3 separate regions of the Mus musculus genome follow, and regions 1 and 2 are each linked to region 3. A link is a loop called in an ENCODE intact Hi-C map of the cell type or tissue named here. Cell type or tissue: heart. All regions are shown on one strand. Each heading gives the region's core, and the rest is flanking DNA. Links, peaks and the distances in the headings are about the cores only. Region 1 holds the start of Zfp644 (zinc finger protein 644). Region 2 holds the start of Barhl2 (BarH like homeobox 2). Region 3 has its middle 33 kb from the start of Gm42145.

What was found. A loop is a pair of places that touch in the nucleus more often than their neighbours do. Peaks named below come from ENCODE experiments on the same cell type or tissue, not always from the same donor. Only the 100,000 strongest peaks of a DNase experiment are listed, where the experiment ranks them.
Region 1: a loop joins it to region 3, with 4 times the contacts of the local background. A loop is called at or near these places in 4 of 42 quality-filtered maps.
Region 2: a loop joins it to region 3, with 2.8 times the contacts of the local background. A loop is called at or near these places in 18 of 42 quality-filtered maps.

The regions. Positions count from the first base shown.
Region 1 is chr5:106,692,791-106,702,520 of GRCm38, forward strand. It overlaps Zfp644 (zinc finger protein 644), which reads right to left and starts at 4,040. Exons shown (of 10, transcript NM_001363318.1): 1 at 3,742-4,040; 2 at 2,853-2,909. In heart, for the core only: a CTCF peak has its summit at 4,034; DNase peaks (open chromatin) are centred at 3,331 and 3,941; H3K4me3 peaks cover 2,422 bases; H3K27ac peaks cover 2,391 bases.
Region 2 is chr5:106,451,419-106,461,148 of GRCm38, forward strand. It overlaps Barhl2 (BarH like homeobox 2), which reads right to left and starts at 6,748. Exons shown (of 3, transcript NM_001005477.1): 1 at 5,808-6,748; 2 at 4,032-4,257; 3 at 1,105-2,251. The coding sequence starts at 6,423. The coding sequence ends at 1,939. Gm33151 (a long non-coding RNA gene) reads left to right here and starts at 7,174. Exons shown (of 2, transcript XR_389476.3): 1 at 7,174-7,470; 2 at 8,025-8,321. In heart, for the core only: no CTCF peak of the experiment used is centred there; no DNase peak of the experiment used is centred there; H3K4me3 peaks cover 1,833 bases; H3K27me3 peaks cover 3,388 bases.
Region 3 is chr5:106,570,470-106,580,199 of GRCm38, forward strand. It overlaps Gm8350. Among named protein-coding and RNA genes, the nearest start is that of Gm42145, 33 kb to the right of the region's middle. In heart, for the core only: a CTCF peak has its summit at 4,247; DNase peaks (open chromatin) are centred at 3,902 and 4,282; H3K4me3 peaks cover 1,319 bases; H3K27ac peaks cover 605 bases; H3K27me3 peaks cover 571 bases.

The sequences.
Region 1 (9,730 bases), core at 2,170-6,169, 120 kb after region 3:
GACTTCTTGTTAATATCGACCAACTGGGAGGGGATTTTGGGAGACCAAGAAGATGGGACTGTAGGGGCCATGGAACTTTATAACCCAGGTAGGCCTCAAATTCACAATCCTGCCTTAGCTACACCAGTGAGAGAACTGCTAGTGTGGGCTTCCAAGCCTGGCAAGTCTCAAATCTCAAGAGATCTACAATTTAAAAACACAGATGCATACAAACCCCATCATCACCTAAGAGTTCCAGGTTAAGTTCAAACACGCAACCCCACAGGTCAACTACGGAGGGCTGAGAAAAACCAAGGAGCAGAGAAACCGAGACCTTCAGACACCAGAAAAGATCCTTTCACACAGACTCCATGCCCTGATGAAACACTCAACTAAATGTGGTGTTCCACCCTCCAGATCTGATGAGGTACTTGTTTGTGTAAGAGAAGAGAGATACTTCAGCCAACCAGCAGGGTGAGCTATCGCTAGAATCAGTCATTTTCAAAATCTCCCAAAATTCAATGACATAAATGGTAGTACTAAAAGCAGCTATCTCCTTCTAGTCACAAACAGCACCTTTAGGACTACAACTCATAAACTGTCCAATGTTTACACATACAAAATACATCTATACCAGATAAATGCAGAAAAACAATGACCTCATAAATATCCAAATTACAAAATCCACCATTAACCCCATTGTTAATTTTAAATCTTTCTTTTTAATTTTCTAACAGGACTGTAAACCACTCAGAATGTTCTATAAACTCAGAATAGACAACTTGACAAGCCAACTTCTACACACCAAGTCTCTACTGTGTGGCTGGTACACTTAGCAAGTAACCCTTTTCCTCCCAGTCACACTGTGAGAAGAGTCCGGACTCTTAATCCTACACAGTAACAGTGCCTTTGGTATAATAGACCTTCCACCATTTGTGTCTCTCAAGCTTTTCTTCTGCTACCCAAGCTCTCCTAGAACTTGAACAAACTCAAAAACCTGGAAGGCAATTAAGGCATGCAGGTGACACTCACTGTATAATTACAAAATAACTCAAAGTAACCCTAATTAGTGCAAGACTAAGTGTAATCAAATACACACAGGGTTGAAAATTGTGAACTAGCCTTTCAGCCCTCTTAGAGTAAATTAAAAAGCACTGTAAATGACCCACACAAGCCTCACACCAAGCAGCACTGTGAACTCCACCATGAGTGATCTCACCGCTTGTTGCATTTCCTAAGACTTGTACTAGCAGTAGCTGGTCTTAAAAAGTCACTTAAATAGTAGTGTGAGAGGCCTATGTGTTTATCCAACAAAATGGCATTACCAAGTGAGAGATACTAGCGTGGCCTTCAACATTCCTTGGACTTTCGCAGCAGTAACAGCAATTATCTCCAACTTTCCAAGATTAGTTATCAAGCATGTTCCTTGTTTTTAACTTTTACATTTCTGGGTCATGTCAGTGTTGGAAAGTGCTCAAAATATATACATAAGCAGCACTGCTAAAAATTACATAACATTAAATGTATTGTCTCAGAAGGTCTCACTAATGACACTTTAATTAACGGGTATGCTCAGTAATGCCCCTTGTTTTTAAAACCACTACCAGGTGCTAACAAAACTAGAACTAGGGTAGGAGTTAGAGACCGTCTTCCATCCCAGCATTAACTCGCTCACTACAGGGCTAAGGCCATGAGTAAGAACAGTAGCTCTTGGCCATCTTCCTTTCTAATACTGTATGATCCAGGGGACACATCTGATTGTTAGCATATCTCCTGCCTCCTAATACAAAACTTCTCTGTATTTGAAAGAAAGCTAAGAAACGAGGAAAACTAAAGTTTTAAGTAATGTTAAAAAGTTTAAAGATCTAGCTGGGCGGTGGTGGTGCACGCCTTTGATCCCAGCACTCCAGCACTTGGGAGGCAGAGGCAGGCAGATTTCTGAGTTCGAGGCCAGCCTGGACTACAAAGTGAGTTCCAGGACAGCCAGGGCTATACAGAGAAACCCTGTCTCAGAAAAAAAAAAAAGAAAAAAAAAAAAATTCAAAGATCTAAAGGTGTAATATTCCTTCATGTGATTATATTAATGGCACATACAAGGCACCAGCTCTTTTGGAATTCACACTTCAGTATTACTTGAAATACAATGCATGATGCAAACACAATATAAAGTACTTAAAACTTTTTACAGCCATATTTTCAACAGCAACATACAAACTGCATTAGTACCAGTCAAGCACTCAGGTTTCACCAGTTTAAAGGTCTACACTGAATTATAACTTCAATATAGAATCTCCATTTCTTTCTTACCAAACCTACTGGAAATAAGGTACAGCTGTATAGCTGACACCTAGTTCCCTAGATACTTACACATGGCCCTGAAGCAGGTTTTCTTGATCTGGGGAACTTTAGTTGTTTAGGTTCTGAAACACTTTCCTTCGTGGGGCCAAAATTAACTAAACTACAACACGATTAAGGCAAATCCAACACATCTCCCAGATGCAGTAAACTTGGCATCAGTCAGGACTGGCCACAACACGTGATGGTGTTTGGATACTTCTGTGGAAATTAACTTGTGCACACAACAGGACCAACATCATTTCAGGGCCACAAGCCGTGGGCATCCCCTCGTTGAGTTTTATCACATAAAATTTGAAAGCTAATACGAAAGTTTTATAACAACTACATTTAAGTCAGTATTATTTTAACAGTTGAAGAGAACTTTTCCACTAATGTCGCTAAACCATGGATGGATCCCAACACGAGAGTCGTCTGTGGAAGTCTCGCAACAAGAAACCACCTAAGTTTCCAATCACGGGGAAGGGTCTGGGACAACTCATCTTCATGTTCTCGGGAGGAGTGGACGGAGCACACACCTGCTTTCCTCTGGCAGAGATTAAGCTCCCAGGGACACAAAGGCCAGGGAATCAGACCTGGAGAGGCAAAAAGCTTTAGCTAGATACCCACCAAGCCCCGTGGCCACCCAAACACTTCGAGTGTTTTTTTTTCTTTTTTTTTCTTTTTTTTTTACCTCTTGGAGTTACTTCTCAGGCACTTAGCGGCACAAGATGTTGCAGACCAGTGGGAAGAAGGGGAAGGCTATGCGCTCTGGTCCCAAAGTCAGGGGAGGGGTGTGGACAGTTACCTCCAGGGCCGGGGCTACAGGCCCGGACAGAGTAGCCTAGCCGCGCACGGGGCGCCGCCTGACTGCTCTCGGACCGCCCCCGTTACTCGGGGAGTTACAATGGCGACCGCAGGGCTCCCCGGACCTCCGGGTCTCGGCCCCCTTCCCCCTACCGCTCACTGGCTGCTCCGCTACATGTGACTAAACAAAACCCCCCGAGTCCAGAGCCCGGCTCGGCCCCTTTGTGTCCGCCACCGGATCCGCCGCCGCCGCAGCGGAAAGGCACCCCCCGCCCCGCGCGCCCGCCTCCGAGTCCCGCCCCGCGGCGGCCGCCGCCGCTCACCTAAGGTTCCGCGGCCCCCCGCGACCGCCGCCTCCCGGACCCCGCGGCCCGGGCTCCTTGTGCAGCAGCAACTCCGCCTCCTCGGCAGCAGCCGCCATCTTAGCCTGTGCGGCAAAACGCGTCCTTTCCGAGGGTTGGGAGCCAGCCTAGGGCGTAGCTCCCCGGGCCCGAGCGCCGCGGGCCGGGTCCCCCCACAACTTCTTCCGCCACCCTCAGTCCCGCCACCGCCTCAGCCCGGACGTCCGAAACGCGGCCGGGGCCGGGGCTAATCCGACCGAATAAGACCCCCGAAACTCACAGTTTGGTGCCGTGTGCGTCAAACCGGGGCGACGTTGGGAGCGCGCGGCGTCCCCGCGTCACACGCCGCTCTGTACGCTACTCGGCTCCAACGGCCCCCTCCGCTCCCCGCTTCTCGCCTCCGGCCTCGGTTCCCACGGCGCAGGCGCGCGGCTTTCCCGCCTCTGCCTGGCCGCCGGCCGCCGGGGGAAGCCAGCGAGGCGCGCCCGTGCTCTCGGGCCGCCGGAGCTCCCGTGCCAATCAGACCCACGGGGGGCGGCAGCAACGCTGCACCGCTGCTCTCCCGTGCCAAAACCAAACAAGGTCACCTCCCCCAGCGGTGACCTAACCACTCCGGAGGAGGTTCCCGCCCCAAAGTAGGCACGCTCCAAATATGGTGGCGACCAAACTCTGCAAGACCCAAGTACCAGGAATGCCTAGGCCCTTTAAGGTGGAATAGGCCCATCTCTGGTGTCTGCAATCGCTAGTTTGCCAAAAACCTGTTCCCTTTTCCAGCTGTTGAAAGAACCAGCAACATATATCAGGCCTACCTTGGAGAACTGGCACAGACAGGTTTTATGATGTTAAACAGGCCAGGTGGCAAAAGCATCAGGTATAGAAATTCAGTTACCCAGACAAGACACCCAAAAAGAAGGCCCGGATTTGGGTTCCTTGGACTCTGCAAGGGCAGATTCTGCACTAAGGAACATGCCTTGATTGTCCAAATTGGAGTCATGCAAAGAGACGTCAGAAATGCTGGTTAACTCTTCAGGTAATCAATAGATTCCCCAGAGGGTCTTCTAAATCTCCCTTTTAACAAGCATTCAGCCATGGGCTTCTGAGGGAAGCAGCGCACTAATTAGAGGTATTCGCTTTGCTTTTGAACCGAGTCAACAAGTTCCTAACCTGTTGAAGGTGAGCTAAACGTTCTAGAATACTCTGATGGGCCTGCCTTACTAAATTCTTTGGTTTCGCTGAACTTTTTCTCATGAAAAACTTTAAAACGTTTTTTAGTAGTTAAGCAGTAATCATGAACTATGCACCTCCAAGCCTTCGAGATATTATTAACATTCACAGGAATACACCATAATTACATTTATTTGTCAAGAATGGGAGTATCTTTCCTGAAAAACGGTGCCTTCAGAAGCAGCAAATGTATCCCAAAGAACGAACATTTCACTATCCACTCTAATTATTTCGCTTGCTAGTAACTGCTGACAACTAGAGTTCATGCTGTGTGTGTGTCAGGCATTCTTGTCACCTGTTCAAGTTCATTACAACCTAAAGTGGCAAAGAGAGATTAGACTGTTGAGCTGTTTCAAAATGAAAGCTTTCCTTCATATATACGAATAGATAGATACACAACAAATAAATCTGTGTCCATTTTCAGCCAACTGCTTGGAGGAGATGCACTTTAGAGACTTATTCTCATCTCATGAGTTTGGGTTTTGCTTGAATGTATGGCTGTGCACCGCATGCTTCATGCCTGGTACCACAGAGTCCAAATGAGCCTCAGGAAGGACCTGAAACTGGAGCTGCAAATGACAGGCCATCATGTGGAAATATCACAAGGGACCTGATCCTGAGTCCCCAGCAAGCACATAAGGTACTCTTGGCCAGTGAGCCATGTCTCCTGACCCACCAGGTCTGTTAACCTGCAGAACTCAAAGGCCTATCACCTGGAACCAAGCCTTGCATACTTCAGGGCACATTTCAGATATATAAAATATATCGATGTATGGGATCTCCAGATACTTTGTGTGTGTGTGTGTGTGTATTCAGATTATATAAAGTGTTGAATAAATGAGTTTCCATAGTTCTAAGAAAAGAGTCTACTTTCATCTTAGTAGGGAGTGGGGAGGTTAAAAACATAAAGCTTTTAAAATTATAAACAAAAGCTCTCATGAGAGTCAGGCACGGTGGTGAGTACCTTTATTCCCAGCACTATGGAGGTGGGGGAATTGCTAATTTGAGGCTAGCCTCGTCTATAAAGAGACTTCCAGAATAGCTAGGGCTACACAAAGAAATCCTGTTGAGAAAAATAAATAAATAAACGAATAAATAACCTCATAAAACAGAAAATAGACTCAGTATGCAAATACTTTCCTATAAAATATATCTAAAGTTTAATTGAACTGGGGAGATGGCCCAGGGGGCAAAGCGCACTGTTCAGTGTGAAGACTAGATGGAGTTCAGATTCCAGAACTCTTGTAAGAGCTGGATGGACATGACATCAGGTCTGTAACTGTAGCCTGTGAGGCTCAGAGACAGGGATCCTTACAGCAAGCTGGCTAGCCAGACTCACTAAATGCTCTTGGTTCAGCAAGAGACACTGCTGAATACATGAGATAGAAAGCAATCAAGGGGGCTGGAGAGATGGCTCGGCGGTTAAGAGCACTGACTGCTCTTCCAGAGGTCCTGAGTTCAAATCCCAGCAAACACACGGTGATTCACAACCGTCTGTAATGGGATCTGATGCCCTCTTCTGGTGTGTCTGAAGACAGCTACAGTGTAGTTATATATAATAAATAAATCTTTAAAAAAAGAAAAAAGAAAGCAATCAAGATGTCATATCAACCTCGGAACTCCACAGGCATGAGCAATCCAGCACGTAGACGTCGTACCACCCTCGGGACTCTAGGCATCCATGTATGCAGGTGCACCCCTCCACATATGTGTAATCACTCACTCAAAAACAAAGGAGCATGTTTACTGTCATTCTCTTTAGCATCTCAAACTCGGATGCTGAGAGAAAGGAACACTGAGCCAGGGAACCTTACACGTAGAACGTTGAAGCAGTGCACACAGAAGGACCTGTTAGTTTTGTTAATTTCAAAATACCACAAGGAAACAATTTAAGAGAGGAGAGGACTGTTCTTAGCTCGCAGTGTTAGTCCATGGTTAACTGGCTCCACTGCCAGATTAGAGAATGGCAGAAACATGGTGCAAAGTCACCAGTCACTGCCAGAAAAACTAGCCATCACGTCAGAACCAGAAGGTAGAAAGAATGGAAAGATGGGGTCAGAGTCGAGGTCCACTCTTCCAAGGAACACCTCAGTGACCTAATTCACCCAAATAGACCCCATCACTATCAATAATGCCTTCAAATTGTGAATTCACCAATGGCTTGATCTACTACCGATGTTAATCCTCATGATCCAATCACGTCCCAAAGGCCTATCGGCTGGGGACCAAGCCTCTCCTGCATGAGCCATCGGGAGAATTCAGATTTAAACCATAACAAAGCACAAGAAAACAAATGAAAGGACGGAAAGAAAAAAAAAAAAAGATGAAGCAAGACAGTAATACCGCAGTAGCAAAGGAAGTACTGGTAACAGCTTCGTGTTATGACAACTGGCCCCAAATTTCAGTGGTATAACAACAGTAAGCTTGTTCGTACACTACTCCTCTGCAGTAAGTTGGAGAGGGAGAGGAGGCCACGGAGCATAATCAGGGCATAATAATCAACATTATTATGCCCTGTTATTCAGTGCATAATATATACATCAGACATGGACAGAAAACACTTCTCAGTTTCAGTAGTCAGCCATCCAGGCACGTGACCCTACTCACTGAAAGACAGACTCCAGAATGTAGTTTATTCTATTCCACTGAGGTAAGTGGGGAAAAAGTCGAGTTCCTAAGTAAATGTAGCAAAAGGCTCGTGAGAGATAGGGATGTCCAAAGCTGGGCAGTGGTGGCGCATGCCTTTAATCCCAGCCAGCACTTGGGAGGCAGAGGCAGGTGGATTTCTGAGTTTGAGGCCAGTCTGGTCTGCAGAGTGAGTTCCAGGACAGCCAGGGCTACACAGAGAAACCCTGTCTCAGGGGGAAAAAAAAAAAAAAAGATAGGAGAGTCAAGAGTATGTACAAGGTCAAGGTGTTAAGTTCTAAAACATGAATGACTCCAATGGTTCTTGGTAGTAAATAAAAGGCAAAGAGACAAACAGACACACACACACACACACACAGAGAGAGAGAGAGAGAGAGAGAGAGAGAGAGAGAGAGAGAGAGAGAGACTACCAGTTATAGAAAGTTGATGTGGTGGTTTGAATAAGAGTGGCCCCCAAAGCTCATATATTTGAATGCTTGGTCATCAAGAAGTGTCACTGCCTGAGAGGGATTGGGAGGTATGGCCTTGTTGAAGTAAGCATGGCCTTGTTAGAGGGAGTATGTCACTGGGTGTGGGCTTTGGGGTTACAAAAACCTAAGCCAGTCACAGTATCGCTCTCTTCCTGCTGCCTATGGACAGATCTAGATGTAGATCTCTCAGCTACTTCTCTAGCACGGTGTCTACCAGCACACTGCCGTGCTTCTCGCCATGACCGTAGTGAACTAAAATTTGGAAACTGTAAGCAAGACCCAGGTTAGTGCATTGCTTTATAAGAGCTGCCGTGGTCATGGTGTCCCTTCACAGCCATAGAACACTGGCTAAGACAGCTGATAAGATCAAGCCATTGACTTACACAACTGAGAGACAAATAGAAAGTTAAAGGTAAATACCCAGAGGTTCTCTATATCAAAGCAGCCAGGCTTCTCCTGGATAAGAGCCACCTCCAGAATACTTTCACCAAATTTCCACACACAGAGAACTTGACACATGACTTAGTTTTCTTCTTCTTCTTCTTCTTCTTCTTCTTCTTCTTCTTCTTCTTCTTCTTCTTCTTCTTCTTCTTTTATTTATTTTTATTAGATATTTTCTTTATATACATTTCAAATGCTATCCCAAAAGTCCCCTATCCCCTCCCTCTGCCCTCCTTCCCTACCCACCCACTCCCACTTCTTGGCCCTGGCGTTCCCCTGTACTGGGGCATATAAAGTTTGCAAGACCAAGGGGCCTCTCTTCCCAGTGATGGCCGACTAGGCCATCTTCTGCTACATATGCAGCTAGAGAGACAAGCTCTGGGGGTACTGGTTAGTTCATATTGTTGTTCCACCTATAGGGTTGCAGACTCTTTCAGCTCCTTGGGTACTTTGTCTAGCTCCTCCATTGGGGGCTCTGTGTTCCATCCAATAGCTGACTGTGAGCATCCATGTTTTCTTTTTTCAGTCAAAGATTCCAAATATTCTATAATATTTTCTTGACATCCATGAAAGGGGGGGGAAAGGCATCTGTAATTTCAGCTATCCCATCTGCTTTATTAAGAAAAAGTGTAGAGCCGGGCATGGTGGCACACGCCTTTGATCCCAGCACTTGGGAGGCAGAGGCAGGTGGATTTCTGAGTTCGAGGCCAGCCTGGTCTACAGAGTGAGTTCCAGGACAGCCAAGGATACACAGAGAAAACCTGTCTCGAAAAGAAAGAAAGAAAGAAAGAAAGAAAGAAAGAAAGAAAGAAAGAAAGAAAGGAAGGAAGGAAGGAAGGAAGGAAGAAAGAAAGAAAGAAAGAAAGAAAGAAAGAAAGAAAGAAAGAAAGAAAGAAAGAAAGAAAAAGTGTAGAATAGTATGCCAGTGAATTAGGTCACATGAACTGATTCTGCTTGTAATCAAAACCAGGGAGATCCCATTGAACAAATGGATTCCTTTAACTACATATCAATAGCCCCAGATTGGGTGGTTTAAATATAGATGAAATGAAATCACTTCCAAAGGAATATGAACTCTCAAATCATTTTTATAAGTGGTTATTTGTTTATTTATTTTTGGACACAGGGCCTTATAATTCAAGAATGGACTCAAAGTCCCTTTGTAGTCAAAGATGACATCAAACTTCAGATCCTCCTGCCCTGACCTCCTGAGTGCTACCATTTATCAATATCTGTGTATACAGAGCTAAGACTTGAACTCAGGACATTGTGCATGCTAGGCAAATACTCAAACAGCTGAGATAGATATTTAATTAAAATTCTATAACTATGTTGAAAAGGAAGGAAAGAGTGATAGTTGTGACCTTTTGTCTTAGTTAGTGTTTCTACTGCTGTGATGAAACACCATGACCAAAACTGCTTGGGGAGTAAAGGGTTATTCTGACTTACACTTCCACATTGCTGTTCATCACCAGAGAAAGTCAGATC
Region 2 (9,730 bases), core at 3,888-7,887, 120 kb before region 3:
TCGGAGACGGGGTCTAGATATGTAATAACTGCTTTCTCTGGACTCTGTCAGAGCACTGAGGCTGGAGAGTGCTCACATAGGATCAGGTTTTCCCCTACTGCTGAGGAAGGGACCTGACACTAAACAGGAACCTGAATAGCTCTGTAGCTGTGTTCCTCCGGTCCATCTCTCAGCCCTACAGTTTTTCTTAAAACAATCCTTAATGCTAGATTTAATAAATAGCAGCCTCGCCCTGGGCACCTGCAGCCCAAAATCAAGCCATGGCTCTGGTACACACACACACACACACACACACACACACACACACACACACACAGCCTTGCGGGCTTCCTCTACAAGCTGGGCAGGGTCTTTCGTTTTGGGCGCCAGCACTTCCAGAAGCACTGATAAAAGGCTTGGCAAGCTTGTCTCAACTAGAGTTTGACGTTGTGCTCCCGCTTCGCGGATCCAAGCACAACTCATTAGGGCGAGCGACTAGGTGAGGGGCTGGGGAGGCTAGAAGGTCGCAGTTGGGAACTAAGAAGGCAAGGATCAAAGCGGCGACAAGGGTTTGTTAGCAGGGCACTCGGCGTCCCCCGGGGATTCCTAATTGCTCGGCCCACAGCCTCCCGCTCGCAGGCTGTCCGGCAGTGAGGGCGCCCAGCCGCAGGCGGCTGAACAGCTGCAAGGCCGGCCTAGTGTCCGCCTGCCGCCCAGCTCCTGCTGGCTTCGCTGGCCAGGGCTTGGGGACACACTCAGCCCCAGGAAGAGCTCTAGAAGGGGAGGGGCACACAGAAGAATACATACACACCGCAAAACCTACACAACTAAGCGGGAGCAGCAGGGAAAGTCAGGTGCCTACTTAGCACAACAGTCCACAAACAAGTGTTTATCCTTTAAACCATCCTTTTAAAAAGACACCTACGTAGTCTACGTGGTTCAGAAGAGGCGGGCACCTGGAATGGAGCGGTCTGATTACAAGCCAGACAGACCTAGGTCTGAACAGATTTTGTACACTACTACTGAAGTGATAGTTTATGTGCCCAGGTCACGCATTTCATAATCGGTGCGTGTTTCTTTTTTATTATTTTTTTAAGTAAAATCAGCTCCCTGGGATTTCATTGCTTGTTAAAAAAAGATAAACTTTATTTTTGTAATTTTCAATCACAAAAAATCTATACTTTTGTCTAAGCATTTATTTTACTGAATCAAAAAGACATGAAAAGAAAAGTCATGTTATTACTGACGTATATAAGTGACTCTTTTTTGGACAACATATAATAAATATGATATATCACTCATCGCTCAGTCTTTCAAATGTACATTTTTTTCATATTATGTAGCATGCCACTTTTCCAAAAGAAAAAAAAAAAGCTCATGAAAAATCAGTGCAAAGTTCTCCATCACCCTCCTCTGCTCTGAGGCAGACTGGATGTCCAGGGTACCACCTTCTGCCTGGGGGTGAACTTCAGGCTTCTGTCCAGTAACAATTCTCTCTGCCCGAAGGCTCCTCTCCATCCAGTCTCTCCCCTCTTTGCCCTCCCCCCTCCCTCCCTGCTGCATGTCCCTAAAGTCATTTTGTTTAAAAGAAAAAAAAAAGAAAGAAAGAAAGAACTCGAGGGTTCGTTTTGTGTGTGTGTGTGTGTGTGTGTGTGTGTGTGTGTGTGTGTGTGTGTGTGTGTGTGTATGTGTGGGTGGATGGGTGTTTTCACTTACTGGTTGCACTTTTCAGTATTTTCTCCAGTCACACTCGGGGAGCTTTGCAGCCCTGCCTCTGAGTGGGCAGATGGAGATCTGAGAGCTGGCTGGTCCTTGGGGACCCCAGCCCACCGGTGAGCTCCCCCTTTTACTCCTCTGCCTCTATTCCAGTTGGTTTGGTGCGGGAAGAGGCGGGGCAGCCGTCCGGGGTGAGGTGGGAACCTGGAGGGCTGTGGCACTGTCCCTCCTGTCCCTCCTTCCTCACCGGGGATGCGGGGTGCCTGGGATGGGGTTGGACAAAGGGTTGAGGGCCGGCTGTCCCCCAGGCCCCAGGCCGTGGATGAGCACGCGGGGTACCAGCGGCCGCTGCAGCTGCGGATGAGGTGCTGGAGGAGTTCGGTACATGCTGCTGTACATGGCCGCGGCCGCCGCCGCCGCCGTGGTGCTGTCCATGCTCCCCAGCAGGCTTGGGTGATAGAAATAAGGCGACGGAAACATCCTCTGCAGCGCGGAGTAGTTCCCGGCCTCGGCTAGCAGCTCCAGGCCCACTGCAGTCTGCCGCTTCCACTTGGTTCTGAAAGAAATCGGGTGGGCGCGGGTGGCGGCTGCGGAGGATGGTCCCGGGACCGCGCCCGCCGCTCCCCGCTCTCCCCTATCCTCCCTACTTCAGGAAGGCCTGGGGAACCTCAAATACACCTCTCCTGCCCCCACCCCCACTCTGCTTCACCCACGCGCTCTCAGGACGGCCCAGGCCCAAAATCAGTTCTTCAAACTACGTCTTCTACGTGGGGACACTCGCAGATGGAGTCGTACAAGCTTCACTGCCTTCTCTGGCCCTCTGCCCTACAGTCTGCCCCACGATTTAACTATATCCTGCAACTTTCCCGGAGGCCAAATGAAATCCCATCTTTTCACCAGCCTTCTTCCCTTGGTCCCCCAATTCTCCTCCAATCTTCTCTGACCAGAAATCTCAGAAAGGTTGGATCTCGGCCCCTCCCCCCATCACACCCAAGGAAACCAAAACCAGAAACAAAGGGCGGCTGACACTCCGGGTTTGCACTCTCCATGGCTGCCGGGACAGTTCCTCCCTAAGTCTGACCAGGCATTACAGGCTTAGGGAAGAAGGGCGACGAGGTTCAAACTGGAATTCGTTTGAGAGTGAGCTCTCCCTAGGGAGCGGTACCTCCGACCATTCTAGGTGGAAGGAAATGGGTCTCAAGATATTCTCTCCTTAAAAGAGAAAGTAGTGCTTAAACCCTGTGATCCATTTTTTTTGGGGGGAGGGGGTCTCCTCTCTTCCCACTGCACCAAGCTGGGAGAGAGGACTTTACTCGAATGCCCTAGGAAGGCAAGCCTGGTGGAGCATCCATACCCAGCAGCTCTAGCCAAATTAATAAACATGTCGCCGGTTTTAAATTGGCTACAGATGACACTAATGTTCTCCGACAGAATTAGGGTGGCTGAAACCGTATGTAATGAGACAGAAAATTATGGTAAGATGACAACTGGACGGGCATTTCCAACCCCACTTATGAACGATTAGGACACAAACGACAGAGGGGGCAGAGAATTGAGCCTAGAGAGTTTAGCACCAGGTGTGGAAACAGGACATAACCTCAACTCCTACTGCCCAAGTCTGTCCCTAGCCACCAGGGTGAGGCCAGACACTTTCTTAATGTCTTTTTTTAATCAGTCACATGGGACAGGGTTTGTGTCCCCTCCCCACCCTTCCTCTTTATGAGACTGCAGAAACAGCCAGGACATGGGGACAGACAATTCCCTCCCCTTCCCCCACGCACACTGTTGAGTAGATGCTCAAGCAGCTGCCTGATTCTCCAGCCCATGGCCTCCAGTCCAGCTCTAATCCAGATGGGTTTCCCTGATCTTCCATGTTATGGCAACCAAGGCTTGGACTTTGGCTTTCCCAACTGCCTAACATTTAAGCCAAGGCTGGTGGGACAGCTCTGTGAAGATCTCAATAGCTAGGCCATGTTGCTTGACACAGATATTTGGAGCCAGCTTGTGGCAGTTCTAAGGGTACTCTGCGCACACAGATTCCTCCTGGGTGTCAGTTACACAGATATTTCAACCTGAGTGCGGCTTGACTTGAGGACAAAATGAGGGAAACTGTGGTGCCTCGAGTTTCTGGGGGGCAGGGAGAGAGAACCAAATGTTAAGACATTTAGAGCACAAAAGTGTTCAAACTCCCGGTGTCCTCAGTCACTCCCATTTGGATGTGTGCCTAACCTCTGCCCCAAGAATACCCACTACAGACCCTGTGACTCTCTGTCCCGCATCTCCAGGAGAGAAGATGGTACCGGCCTGGCCTGCAGGGACCCAGTGGCTCTCCTCACCTTCGGTTCTGGTACCAGGTCTTGACTTGGGTGTCAGTGAGGTTGAGTGCGGCCGCCAGGTCCATTCGGTCCTGGACACTTAGGTACTTCTGCCGCTCAAAGCTACGCTCCAGCTGGTTGAGCTGGTGGTCTGAGAAAGCTGTCCTGGCCTTTCGAGGTTTCTTGGCTCTCACGGGGGGACTCTCTCGGCTACTTGTAATCTCCCGGTCTCCTTCCTCCTTTGTTCCTAGGGTAGAAACAGTGACAGGGTTCTGTAAATCAGCCTGAACCGAGGAAGAGAGGAGTGTCCACCTGGCACACACCTCCACACCCCCACACCCTTTCCTGGGCCTTGGAGAGCAGAGAGGCCTGAGAGAGTTTAAGTGTCTGTGGTCTCCTGTTTCTAGTTCTCTTTGGTCTGAGAGGAGGTTATGTTATGCTCCTCTTTGTTGTTTTCAAAGGGATGTTCTTTGTAAGGCACTCTCCAAAGTCTTTCTACTCTGTTTTCAAGACAGGCAGACTTCAGGACGTTGCTCTAATATTTTTCCTGCTAGCTGGAACTTAGATGCCTTTGTTTCTTTTCAGATGCATTTGGAAAATGTTAAGACTCAAACCTTCTGCAGACCTCCTCTGTATCGGGTCCCTTCCAAGCTTCAGAGAGAATGTGTCACTGAACTGAGCTCAAAAAACACTTGAGCCCATCCAGGTGACAGCACAGAAATTTCCGGATTCTATTTGTCAAGTTTGGTTTTTTGCTGAAATGCTAGGAAATCGATATGTCAATCCCTCTCCGTTTGTACCGGTTTGTGCAGTACTCCTTGATCTTCCCTGCAGGAAGAACAATAATCTCTCTAATTGACCCACTGGGGAGGTTGGTGAACGAGAAATCGCCAGACCAGACTGTACATCTGTTTGGGGCACTATTATGCTAATGCTATAAACAGTAAAATGAAGAGCCCATGTCCTAGAAGGTAGGAACCTTCTAGATTGCAATCCTTACCAGAGAAAAATTAAGCATTAATAATAATAATAATAATAATAATAATACCACTAAAGATGGGGGAAATCTCCCTGGTGTTTTAAAATCTTTTGCAATGCAAAGACAAGAACAGTTACTTATGAAATTGAAATTGCCCAAGACGAAAATAGGGTATTAAAAGATAAATTTCCATTGTTGTCTTGATTTTACAAAAACAAATTCCATAAAATTTAGTTTTCACAAATATTTGTTATTGGAAAGGGCCAGAAGAGGGGTATCGGTGAGAAGGGTGTTCTTAAAAAACAGGCTATGATTTGTTTTCTGTATTAATCATCAATTAGTAAAAATGAATTGCTCCTGTAATAATGTTGGAAATTTTTCTAACATTAAATCAGACAATTCCTGTGACGGCATTTAGAAAACATGGAGGGGGCATTTGGAAAATACTGGGGTGGTATTGCATTCAAAAATAAACATCAAGTTGTGATCACAGACCTAGACAACCACAACTGGCTACCAGCTTCTCTCCACCCCTTCCCACTCCCATTCCCAAGGTCTCAGCTAAAAGAAGAAAAAAAAAAAATCCCAAGTAAGCCTCTGTTTTCAACGAAAAGTGTCTCCCATCCTATCTCTTCAGTTACCACCTTCCTCCAGCACATTTAAAATTAAGTAAAACAAAGAACGGAGCCGGATGGCCGCAAAGGTTGTGGGGCAGAAATGTAACCAACAGAACTTAAGGTGCGTCGCTAAATCGCACGCCTAGGCCCCTCTCCTTCGGCGGTCACTCAAGTGACCCGGGCAGCTCCGGCGCAACTCACCGTGGCATTTGATGTCGCTCTGGGGGTCTTCTCTCTTGTCCAGCTTGGTTTTGCCGTCCTCCTGCTCAAGCTTTGGCCTGAAGCTCTCGTGTGCCGCGTTGCTCTCCTGCTTCGGGGTGTGATGAGGAGAAGAAACGCTGGTGCTGTAGGGTGCACAAGCCGCCAGGGGTTTGCTGTCTCCCAAGATGTCCTTAATTAAAAAGGAAGAGGTGGAAGTCCTGGGGGCCGCGGCGGCCGAGCCCAGCTGCTGGGCTGCTGACTGCGGCTGCGGCGGCGGTTGCTGTTGGGGCGAAGGCTGCAAACTTTGCGCGGGGACCGCGGATGGTGGCGGCGGCTGTTGGCTGTGGTGGAGGTGATGGTGATGCTGGGGTCCGTCTGTCACAAGATGCGGCTCCGGGGGTTCCAGGGTGACCGAGATCGGTGAAGAGGGCGCCGTTCCCACGGTATCAATCTCCGAACAGGGTGACGGGGTGGCCTGGCTCCTAAAATCCGTTGTCCTCGCTTCACCGAGCGATCGGAAATCCCCGTTCATCATGCCGGGGCTCCCGGAACCGGCACCGGACAAAATAGTGTCTATTCCAAAACTCGACCCGCTGGCCCCTTCCATTGCTGTCATTTCTACATGAGGTCCACGCTACTCCGCGGATCAGCCGCCGCCGGGACCAAGCAAGGGAAACTACCGATCGTAAAACAAAATAGACACTAAAAAGCGTTGACACTGCTTTAAAAAAAAAAAAAAGTGGGGAGGGAATGAAGGATAATGGGAGGTGACAATTGGTGGGCACTTTCGACTCAACTTTTCCCCCTTATACAAAAAGTAAAGAGAAAAAAATTTGAGGGGAAAGCCCCCAAATGCCACAAGCGGGAAGGTGTGCTCCGCTCCGCTGGACCACCGCGCACGTGGGCGGTGGCAGCGGAGAGCAGCACCGAGACTAAGATGCTGGCCGCTGGAGCAACCCCGCCGCCGCCACCTGCACCGCCACCGCCGCCGCCTGGGTCTGCCCACTGCCCGATCCCGGGCGGCGGCGGCGGCGGCCGGAGCAGGTGCAGCGACCGCTAAGGCCGGGCGGTCCCGGAGGTGACCGCCGTGCGTGACCCGGCAGTCCCGGAGCCGAGTTTCTGAACTTTGTTGGAAAGTTGCGGAGCGAACGCGGCCGCCGCCGCCCCGGGAGGAGGAGAAGCAGCGAAGGAGCAAGCGCGGGCGCAGGAGACCGCGGACAGGCGGCGCCCGGCGACTCCCGCCGCTGCCCCGCGCGTTGGCTTGTCATCCGCGGGCTCGCGGGCGGCGCCGACCCCCTCCCGTGACGTCACGGCCCCCGCCGCCGCTCCCCGCCCGCGCCCCCGCCGCCCGGGCCCCGCGCCCCATTGGCCGCTGCGCGCCAGCCAGCGACGCCGGCGTGCCGGGAGCCAATGGGCGCGCTCCTGGCCAGCCCGTCAGCAGCGCGCCTCGAACCCCGCTGCTCTTTTGAGAACCGAACCTCGGTGCGCCCGCAGCCCTGAGCCCAACGCCTACTCCAGGGGTCCAAGTGGTACCCACTGTAACGAGTACCCGGCCAGGGAGATGGGGAGAGACCAGAAGGGCACTGGAGAAGGGAGCCCCCGGGCGGGAAGCGGGGAAGCAGTACGGATCGTTAGATGTGCCCGTGCTAAGTCAGATTGGAGGGTGAGTGGAGAGGCCGCGAAGGGCAAAAGGATCCTGCGGCTCCCGGTGGCCTGCAGCGCAGCCCCGCTCGCACGGTTCCCAAGCACGCTTGAGCAGAGCGGAAACACGAGGAGCAGGGGATAGAGGTGCTGAGGGACCCCACGGGGAAGTGTGTGACACCAGAGCCAGAGCTCCGCGTGGGCCTGCAACGTCTGAGCTCTACTCTCCCCACAGGAGCCGGTGCGCTCCAGCTCGGTCCAACCGGGTAGCAGATCCAGGAGAGGCACTGAGCTGGGGGGCTACATCTTTGACCCCCCTGTCGGGAAGGATCGGGCCTTTGGCTCCAAATCCCGCTTTGTCTCCAGTCAGAGCCTGTGCTGGAAGAAATGCCGGGCCAAGCACTTTCTCCCGAACCGGGAAAAACCCCGGGCGAGGCGTTCTCCAGCGGCGCGGGCAGCTGTGGTTCCCTGCGGCATCAGGCTGCTGTGGGGCCGCGGGAACTGGGTGGCTGGTCCGCAGCCTGAGCTCCCGCAGCTCCTCCCTCCAATGCTTCCATCCCCTCCCCACTGTGGCAGGCCTTGGTTTTGGAAAGGAAACAGTCACCGCCGATCCATTTGGGACCTGGAACGCGACTGTGACGCCGCCTTGTCGGAGGGTATCAACTTGCATTCTTTCTTCAGGACGTCTCCAACCTGTCTCTTGTTGAATGTCAGAGTAATGGGAAGCGCCAGTGACAAGCCGGCGTATTACTCCTGATTAAGTGCCGTGTCAACCTAATTAGCAGAGTAATTATAAGGTGCTAATGAATGATTCAAAGTTCTTTGAGTTACATTTTACTCCAAATTACCATTTTTAAGAACCTTATGAATCTGCGTGGTTGGCATCGTTTCCGTGACCGTATAGAATGATGTCAGTAAAGGACAGGGTTTAGTGGCGATTATGGACGTCGCCTTGCTTTTCTTTTCTTTTCTTTTCTTTTCTTTTCTTTTCTTTTCTTTTCTTTTCTTTTCTTTTCTTGTCTGGTTGAGGACCCTCTTGAGAGGTATCCCGGAGGCATATGACCTCCTGAGATCTTCCTTCCTCCGGGGTGAGTCCCAGATCTGGAAGATGGTGGTGATTCATCCTAAGGACATCTAGATCTTTGGTCCGGGTTGGGGTGGGGGTGTCTCCCGCGTTATTTCAAGAGTGTGTTGAGCTGTTTCCTACCGTCATGGTGTCACTTATCGTCCCCCTGTCTCTGAAAAGGTACTGAGGCTACCAAGACCATCTAGATAGCACTCTCCTTTCTTAGGCGAGCAGACATTTATTTATCACGGAACTACGGTTGGTGAGCCGAAGCCAAGACGTGCTGCAGGCAGACGCTGGTGGCCTGAGGGATCCAGGAAACCCTCTATAGCCACGTGGCTCGCCCCCGCGGGTGGCGACGGGCCTGTCTAGGCTGCCGCCTCAGAGTCTTTAGACAGTAGTAGTCTTTGGCGCCAGAACTGGGTGCTAGCCCTGCAGACCCTCCCAGGTTAGGCCTTGGTCTTCCCTTCAGAGCTTGCGACCACGGGCTGGGGTCTGATTTTACTGAGGCAACTGATCTCAGACTCCCAAGCCCCGGATAGACATTGTTGGCACCCTGAGCCCCTGGCACAGATGACCCCTGCGGAAAGGGCGGAAGGGTGCCTGGAGTGCGGCAAACGCTACTCTTCCTTCCTGGTCCGTTATCGATTAGAGTTTCCATCACCCCCAAAACAATCCAAATGAAGCGCTCCTCGAGCTGGGGGCCCCAATTCACAGCCAGCTTTCGAAAGCGAGGAAGGGGAAGAAACATTTAAAATCCAGTACTGACGGCCCTGCACAAATCAATTATTCTCGACCTTGATAAATAATTCATTTAAGCCTGTTTTTGTTTTGTTCCAACGCCCACAACGACTCAAGAGCTCAAAGGCTGACGGCACAGCTTGTGCGGGGCAGGTCGGCAGGGTGTTTTTCTTGGAATAATTCGCAACATTGGCAGGGAGGCGATGGGGATATGACCTAAGAAAAGATGGAATGTGAAGAGAAAGGAAAAGAGGGCCTCTGTGTGTGTGTGTGTGTGTGTGTGTGTGTGTGTGTGTGTGTGTGTACGCGCGCGCTCAGGGGATGGGGATCCATGAAACTCCAAAGCAAACTCAGTAGGCCCCCAACCCTGTGAATGTTTCCGATTATATTTTTAAAGAAAAGTCAATACCAAATTTTCTAGGGTTGGAGAGGTTAGCTCTTAGTCTTCAGAAGCAATTGTGGTGAAGAGAATATG
Region 3 (9,730 bases), core at 2,681-6,680:
TTTCAGAAAAATCAAAATATGCCTCAACTATTAGAAGTGGGCCATGATAAGCCTGGTCTCCATTACTGAACCAGGACTTTCTTCCGCCTGGTATTCTGCAATTTTTAGGGCTCACCTATTCTATATTTATGACCTACTTGTGAATCTTGTAAACTTAAAGTCACTAACTTCTCTATCTTCTGACCACATACCTTACCTGTGAAGCTATAGAAACTTTGACCTATAATATTTAAAAGCATCCGGTTGACTCAAATCTGGAAAGAGGCATGACTCAAATAATGGCCAGGGTTCCTGAAAAGAAAGGCCAAAATCACTTCAAGTGTTTTCTCACCACTCCCATACCTGGAGATGGGCGGTGCTAACACTTCCCTGTGCTGCTAATACAGGCTGCCTTGTTTTCCTAATGGGCAAGCAGCACATGGTCTTCCCACAGAAAGAAAATCTGGAACTGCATCAGCTTATCTCGTTCACTGGCCTATTAGGTACACAACCCGCTACGTGGGCTGGAGTGGTACATTTCCAAAACTAAGTGGCAGACACGGAGAAAAGTTCAAAATTTCATATGGAACTGCAATAAGGACCTTACTTTTGTCTAATTCAAACTGGTTAATCTTCACATCCAATCTGACTTTGGGGAAAAGAGAGGGAACTTACTTGTTCTTTTGAAACTGTTTCTCTTTTGGTTGATCTTCCTAGGTGCTCAAGCATCTGCATTTGCAATTCATTGTTTAAACAGAAAAAAAAACCCTTTATCTTTGTCTGGTTCCCTAGACCTTTACTGATCACTGGGTATGGTGGTCTGAATACTTGGTCCACAGTTGATGGAACTCTTTGGGAAGGATTAGAAGGTATGGCCTTGTTGAAGGAGGTGTGTCACTGGGGGTGGGCTTTCAGGTTTCAAAGTCCACCCAGGCCCAGGTTCTCTCCTCCTCCCTCCCTCTCTCTCTCTCTCTCTCTCTCTCTCTCTCTGTGTGTGTGTGTGTGTGTGTGTGTGTGTGTGTGTGTGTGCACGCACACGTGTGCCTGCAACTTTCTGATCAGGTGTAAGCTATCAGCTACTGTTCCAGTGCCATGCCTGCTGATCCACCACCATTCTTCCCACTAAGAGGATCATGGACTAATCTGTAACTGCAAGGGAGCACCCAGTTTAATGCCCCCCTTTCTAAGTTACCTTGGTCATGGTGTTTCACCACAGCAATAGAACAGAAACTATGTACTAATCTCTTAGCCCTCTATATAATACCATAAGTATTAGACCTGAACTCTGGTTAAAATTCTTACTCACTAGTTATATTCTTTTTCTTCTCATATTTTTATGCGTTTCTTGACTCTCTAGTCTCAGTTGGAGTTGACTATGAACTATATAAACAACTTCTAAATATTTTTTTCTGGGTTTTAGGAAAGTCCTTCCTTCAAGAGAATTAAACAACTTCAAATTCCATCACCTGTGTCTTTTCCTCTCCAAGGACTCTCCTTTCCTCTGCTGCCTTCTATCCCTTCTACCACATTCTAGTCTTGAATATCCCAAGGGTTTAAATTCAGTAGGGTAGGAGTTCTAGACTTCTGTGGATTTTGTAATAGGTAGAATGATATTATTTACAAAACATAATGATTGGTACATATGTACTTTATAATTCATGTTCAACAAAATTAAAAATTATAAATAGTTTAGCTCACAGTTTAGACCCATTTGTAGTCTAAGGATAGCTGAGAATACTTTAACTCATGTTCTTTTATAGTTCAAGGAATATAGAATACCAACTTAGTATATATAGTGTAATATATTATATATATTAAAGTGCAATCCTATTTTAACTATGAGATTGTAACTTTTAAAATTCCTACCACATATTATAAGGTTTTAAAAATCATGCCAGAATTACAAACTCTCATAAAAATCCAACAAAAAATCTTATTTATTTATTTTATTATTATTTTAGACAGGTTCTCACTACCTATTCAGGGACTCACTATGTAAACCAGGCTAGCCTCAAACTCACACAGATCCACTGCCTCTGCCTCCAGCTAAAGGTGTATGCAATACATCTGGCCCAGGCAAATTCTTCATAATATAGCTTTCTGAAGCAATCTGTCTCCACAGCATATACCAATGTAATGCTATACATGTACATGACTCATAAATGAATAATTCATTGACAATTAAAGACAACTTATAATTCCAAATGAGTACTTCTCTTCAAACTGTCCCTTGGTAACTACTCTTATTCCAATGATGCCATTCTTCAAACTATATTGGTAAACTAACTGTAGAACTAATTTAAAAGCTGCCCAAGAAAGCAATCCAATTGTCTTTCAGTTTGTTTTGAACTCAAATGGTACTACTCTGGTTTGGTCATATACTTGTCCTTCAGGAACTAAAGGAAGATACGACTTTTCAAATCACTGGAGTAAATATGCTGAGTATGGTCCTCATTTCTGTTAAACCAATTAACCTTAAACTCATACGTGCATAAATACTTGGAATGTGTTTTGTTTGCTTGATTTAATTGTGTGTGTTACAAAATTTTAAAGTGGTGCGTGGCTTCAATTTAACTCAAAGTTAGTGCTTGCGGTTATGTGTAACTGAGCAGTCCAGCATACCACATAAGGAACAAGAGCCACTTAGCAAAACTGCATTCTAAAATAGTTAAAAGAGTATCATAAGCTCTTGAGTCATGTAAGCCTTTTAAACTTTGTTTACAAAGTCTGAGCAAGCAACAGTCACAGTGCTGTGAAGAGAACACAGGCTACAGAAAGTTTTCTGATTCCTAACAGTTTACTCCCTTGGTCAGCATAGATTTGCTATTGGTATACATTTATAAATCACAGTTTTTTAGCTCTTTGATAGTAAGATTCCTTGGGTCTTTTTTTATAACCAGGAAATAATGTTACATTTTAACAATTATTAAATGTTTGTAGAGATCCTGCTCATTGGCAAAGATGAGCTCTGTGCCTGTGATGATCAATAATCAATAACAAAGAACAGCATACATGGAGGAAAAGAAAACTCTGTCGTGGTCAATACTCATGGGGTTCACTGTAAAAGTAACCCCACAATTGACATTTCCCAGGACTTGGTCCATGCAAATACAACCCTGACAACCACATGTCAAACCCAACACATTCAAATCTGAGTTTGACTCTTCCAATTACTCTGGTTTTAGGGAACACTTGGTCTCCTAGAACTCTCATTAACATTCTGTGGACTACTTAGAGGTCACATAACACCTGCCTGCTCTCTACTTTATAAGAACTAAGACAGAAAGAACAAGAGGACACCCTCCCCCTTCTTATGGGGGCTGTTGTGAGTACATTGATAAATACGTACAAAATGGTAAATGTTCCTATTTCGTTCAACATTTTGAAAGATGTCAACCAAGCACAAAATATTTTTTTAGTGTGTGAATTAAAATGCCTTTTACCGATAGCCTCAAGATGTTTCCTTATGAGATACTGTGTCAAGAACTGGTTTATGTATTATCGGTCTTTCCGGAACGCACAGATATCACATTTCATAATAGCTTGGTATGATGATTGCTGTCAAAGTCGCCATAGAAACATCCCTTTCCTAGAGTGACATACTGTATTTGCGTGACAGAAGACTAAAAATAAATAAATAAAACAACACAACAAAATCCGGGCACCTGGGGAGAGGACCGGTTTGGGGCACACTGGCCGACTGAGGGACACGCCAAACGAACTAAGAGACTCTTCCTTCTTGCGGAGTGTTCCCCTGGGCGGGGCTGGGGGCTGGGGACAGCAACTTTGCCCAATCCCAGCCCCACCCGCCAGTCGGCCTTGGGTCCGTCTGTCTGCTCTACTGTCCACACATGTGAGCTGGGGTGGCCCGGTGGCGACCCCGCGGTGGGCCCGGACAAGGGCCGCATATCCCGGGGTGACTCGGGCCAAGCACACGAGACTCGGGGGCCGTGGCTCCGGCCGGGCCGAGCCGGGTGAGTCACGAGGCGGCTGAGGGACGGCGTCCCCCGAAGCTGCGCTCGCTCCGCACCGCTTTCCCGCTCGCGACGCCCTGCTCCCCCGACCGCACACGGGGCTGAGGAACGCAAGCCCCGCGCGCGAGCACCCGCCCCAAGCAGGGCCCCGGGGGCCACGCTCACCTCCGAGGCCCGGCGCCGCCGCCTGCAGCGGGAGACAGCGGCCGGGGAACCGAGCGCCGGGTGGGCTGCGCGTGGACCTCACCGGGTAGCCGAGCAGCCTGCGCCACCTCCTCGGAAGGGAGGCCTCTACTGTCCGGCCGCGGAGCTGCAGCGCGTGCGCCGTCGCTGCCAGGCCCCGCCCTCATGGTGGCCCCGCCCTCGGGACGACCACGCCCCCTACGATGGTCACGCCCCAGGACCGGCCCCTGGCTGCTCAAGCTCCACCCACCGGCCGCCTCTATGAGGGTCCCTCTCCCTCCCCACCTCCCAGCCCGCCGGGTGTAATCGTCCCTCTTCCGGAGATGAACGCGAAGCGACGTGGAAACCTTTCCACCAAAATGAGCTGTGATATCCTTTTGATGGCTATAATTTATTCCAAATCGTCCCTGGACTGAAACGATCAATTAGCAGCCTGAAACGCACTGTGAAGTAAATTGTCACACTCTCTATTACAGGATGGTTATCATATATTTATAAGGTGTGTTTTCTGCAATCAGAACCAACAAGGTGTTGAGCGATCAGTCATAAACGCACTTCTTCAAAAAAAAGAGAGGGAGAGAAGCTTCAGTATTGTATGGCAGGGGAGAAAAATCCTTATGACAGTTATCCCTAGTGATGCTTCCTCTGGAAACTGGAAAGAGCAGTGAGGGCTCTGCACTGACTTCTCTCAGACACTCACAGCCCCGGAGCAGTGGGGGCTGTGAACTAGCAGGAGAATGGTAGTCCTCAGAGGAGAGGTTTCTGTACTGTGTAAGCACAGACTGGGCATAAGGATCACTCTTCACATTCCCTCCCATGCCCTAGAATCTTTCCAAGCAACAGAATGGCTGCATTGCACCCACAGTGTCCCTTCTTCCTCACGCCTCAAGGTCTTGTCCCCTTGTCCTGCAGGGGTGCTGTCTGGGCCATGTCAAGTACCCACTATGGGGAGCGCTGTTTTCTGAATTGGAACCTACCAGAACTTCATCATCACTCGTAAACAGCCATGGCAAACAGAAAATCTTAAGATACTGGTCCAGCCTGGACCAAACTATGGAGACATTGTTGTTTCATCTTCGTTTTGAATTGTCAGAACTATATGGATCCACAAATTCAGAATTTCCCTTAACAAACTTTCCAGCAGTCATCCAGGAACCAACTATAACCATTTTGCAAGGGTCCTTCCTTTGCATCCAACTAATGTTCTTTTTGCTTGAAAGGCAACCCTAGAGACACTTAGATTTCTTACAAATCCTGGGTTTCTTTTCTCAATGCACCGATTTAAAATGTTGAGAAGACTTAGGTACCCAGAAGTCTACCTCTGTGGTAACAATGCGATAGTGTGCAGAGTAAGTCAGGGCCTGTAAGGGGGGGAGGCAGAATGCCTGCCTGCCACCTTCACTGCATCAGATGAAGACTTCCTAGGAAGGAAAGCCAACTGGGTATTTGGATTGCAAGGTACCTGGAGCTGTTAGACTACTCTCAGCATAAAAGTCCTCGCTCAGAAAACACTGTGACTAGGGGCTCTGTTTCATTTGAAGGTTGGCACAGCGAGAAGCCAGCCCACTACCTTTCCCCTGTGCCATTCACTGTTACTAACTTCATATGTATTGACTCCTTAACTTAGTCCCTGCCAGGCACAGTGCTGTAAATTATTTTATTTAATCCCATAAACAGTCTTAACAGAAGAGATTCTTTGTCTTGCCAGTGACAAATCTGAGGCAGACACTAAGTAATTTATCAAGGGTCATGAAACTCTTAAGTGATACCCAACAAACCAAGACAAATACTTAGAGAAACTAGGGAGAAAAATGTTTCTTAAGCCTGAGAGGGTTAGAAAATGTTTCTTTTTTGTTCTAAGCCCCAGAGGGAGGGTTCCATGGGTTCCATTGCTGTTGGCCGGAAGCCAGGCTGGAACATCACTGCACAGGAGAGCAGCTTAGCTCATGGTGGTCAGGAAAAGATGGTGGGGTGCTTTTCAAAGGCATGCCTGATGACATCCTTCCTCCAGCTCCGTCCCACATCCTAATACTCCATTCAGTTATGAGTGATACAGTCCCTACCACCTGTTACCATGACTGCAGAGCAAGCCTTTGAAACAATCCAAACCCTGGCAGGCTTGAATGTTCATACTCCTTACCCCCCAATAATATAATATCCTAGAAATGTAAAATGGTAATGGTGAGTGATTGGTCTTTTTTTTTTTCTTTTTCTTGAGTTAAGGACCTCCAACGTATGTGATCCTCCCGCCTCTTCTCTTTCAGTGCTGAGATTATAGGCAAAAATTTTAAATTTAGATTTATTATTATTATTATTTTGCCAAACTATTTTAGTGGGATAATGATAAAAGGGGGAAAGTGAATTCTGCATGAAGTGTAAATAAAGAAAGCAAGCCGGGCACCAGAGCTCACTCGGTCCCGGTCCCCGCAAGCTGGGAGGTTGAGGCAGGAGAAACCAGTTAGTAGCCAATCTGGACAACAAAGTGAATTCCAGGCCAGCCTGGGATGACATATTTTCTGTGTTGGGGTGGGGGCCAAGAATGAACAAACAACTAAACAGCTACTTGCAAAAGAAAGCTTCAGTGGAAAAGTCTGGGATATTTCCTGGGAATGTCTCCTCTCCTTTCTTTCCCAGTTCTAGGATTTCTTCTTCAGAGTTATCACCTGCTATACGCCCACAGCACCTTAGCCAAGGTCAGTAACAGCTACTATGCTGGGGAGAGGAAGAGCCTATAGGACGCAAAGCAGAGCATTCTGGGCAGGAGCCACAGTGGAAGGCAGCATGGGCCAGAGGCCCTTGTCCCAGATACCCAGCTCTGAGAATGAGACTCGGCTTCCTGATGAGCACTAAATTACCACCATTGCTAAACTCTCCCTTAATAGACTTGTAAAGATCTGCTCAGTACCTTCCCCCTTCATGTAGAATTTGTAATCAAGAGCCCAATTTTGTCATTTGGAAATACTAATTATCTAATCACGGCATGCCGCATAACGTACTTGTCTGCCCAATTAGCTAGGACAATTATTAAAATTCAGAGGCCTAATTATGTCTCAATTTAATGCTGGCAAACTTGCATACAGAGCAGTAATTAAAATCCTCTCCTTCCCCCTGCCTTTAGGGCACAGGATGATTAGGCCCTGTCAGGGGGTGTACTGAACCAAACCGGCGAAGCGTACTGTGCAGCATGACCCTGCATTGTTAAGTGTGTCAACATATTAACCTGAATTCCCTTCAGCCCCCACATAATCACATTTGGTGCAGGAATAAAGGAGCTAAAACATGAAGCATTTTATTAAAAAAACATAAATTCTTTTTAATTAATGCTATGAGGGTTCTGGTGAATTCCAAGCTTCGAAAGCGCTGGAAGACATGACTGGCTCAACTAATTACTAGCAAATTTGCTCTCGTTATAACTCCTTTAAAAAAAAGAGAGAGAGAGAAAGAAAAACCTCATAATATGATTTTGGGGTGTTAGAATATATTGGGGGGCCAAGCTCTTCTTCTTCCAGTTATATAGTTAGTTGAACACTAGCTTTGCTGAGAGAACGAACACAAGTGAGTGTCAGCTCCCAAATGGTTCAACCTAAGACTGCATCGAGGGGCTCTATACTTTAATGCTTGAAAGACGTTAATAAGAGTGGAAAATTAAAAATCATAATATTGAAACAAATTCAAAATGTTTATCTTTGGAGCTCCTAAAGTTTGATGTATGAAAGCCAGCCAGTGTGAGGAGACCTTCACACTGGAAAAGCCCACAATGCTTTGGAAGCATCTCAGCGTGTTGAATCCTGGGCAGCATGTCCCCTCCTTTGCCTTTTAAATCCTCTCCTCTGTGAATTAAGGAGAGGTACAAATTCTACAGAGACTTCTGAGCTGTATTCTGAATTCTGGGTTTCATTCGCTGTGATTTTTTTTTTGAGCTCATTTATATATTAAATCATTGGTCTGTGGGTCTCAACCCTTTTGAGGTCACATAAATACACCACATTTATCAGATGTTTATACTATGATTCATAACAGTAGAAAAATTACAGTTATGAAGTAGCAATAAGATGATTTTATGGTTGGGGGTCACCACAACCTGAGGACCCTTTAATAAAGGGTCGCTGCTAGGAATGTTGAGAACCACTGTATTAAATGCACAAAGGACAATGTGCAATCTAGCCTCTAAATAGCTTATTTATAACAATGTTTGTTACATTTGCTTCCAAACCTTTCATCACAAGATAGAGAGCAACACACACACACACAGACACATGCATGCATGCATACATACATACATACATACATACATACATACATACATACACACACAGGCACATACAAACACATACATACAGACACACATACTGTAGTGGTTTGAATGTGCCTGGTCCAGGGAGTGGCACTATTAGGAGGTATGGCCTTGTTAGAGTAGGTGTGTCACTGGGCCTGGGCTTTAAGATCCAAGTCCTAGCTGACTGGAAGCCAGTATTCTGTTCGCAGCCTTCAAATGAAGATGTAGAACTCTCAGCTCCTCCTGTACCATGCCTGCCTGGATGATGCCATGTTCCCACCTTGATGATAATGGACTGAACCTCTGAACCTGTAAGCCAGCCCCAGTTAAATGTTGTCTAAGAGTTGCCTTGATCATGGTGTCTGTTTACAGCAGTAAAACCCTAACTAAGACACACACACACACACACACACACACACACACACACACGAACACAGACACACACACACACACATACACGAACACAGACACACACAGACACACACACATACACAGACACAGATTCCACACATGCACAAGCATACACAGACACACAGACACAAGCACACACAGAGATACACACAAGAACACACACACACACACACACACACACACAAACACATGCCCGCACACACCGTGGTGGATTGAATGATAAATATCCTGCTGTCTCAGGCATTTGAACACTTGATCCCCAGTTGGTGGCACCATTTGGGGAAGTGTGGTCTTGAGGAAGGCAGCAAGCCATTGTGAGTGGCTCTGAGGTAAAAACTGTTCCACTTCCAGTTCATTCTGTCTGCGTCACACTGGTTGACGTGAGTTCTCAGTCACCACACCTTCTCCTTGCTACCATCCTCCTTTGACTGGATGGACTTACCCTCTGCGACTGTCAGCCCAAATGGCTGCTTTATTTGTGGTGTCTTACCACAGCGACAGAATTGTAACAAACACACACCCTTACCTTCCGAGAGTTTTCTCACTTGATCTTTGCATCTCATGACAACCTTGTGACATAGTAGGCCTCCGTTTGATTATATAAGGCTATTGAGATAGCTGTCCCAGGCTCACCACTCGATGTCCCAGTTCCCAATAATAGGCAAGGCAAGAGTGACCTAGCCACAGACAAGCACCTCTTCAGACCCAGGGCTGTAGACTAGAAGTTAGGCAGAGCTACTTAGTTTGGTTATTCTCACATTAAGACCAAAGTATGGATGATGTTATATTATCTAATAAGATGAGCCTATGCAGCCCGCTCTATCCTCAGTCAGTGCTCCTTTGCAACATGCTTAGTCAGATTGGCCAGATTTGCCCATTTTCTCCCCCTTTTACCTTTTGAAAACAT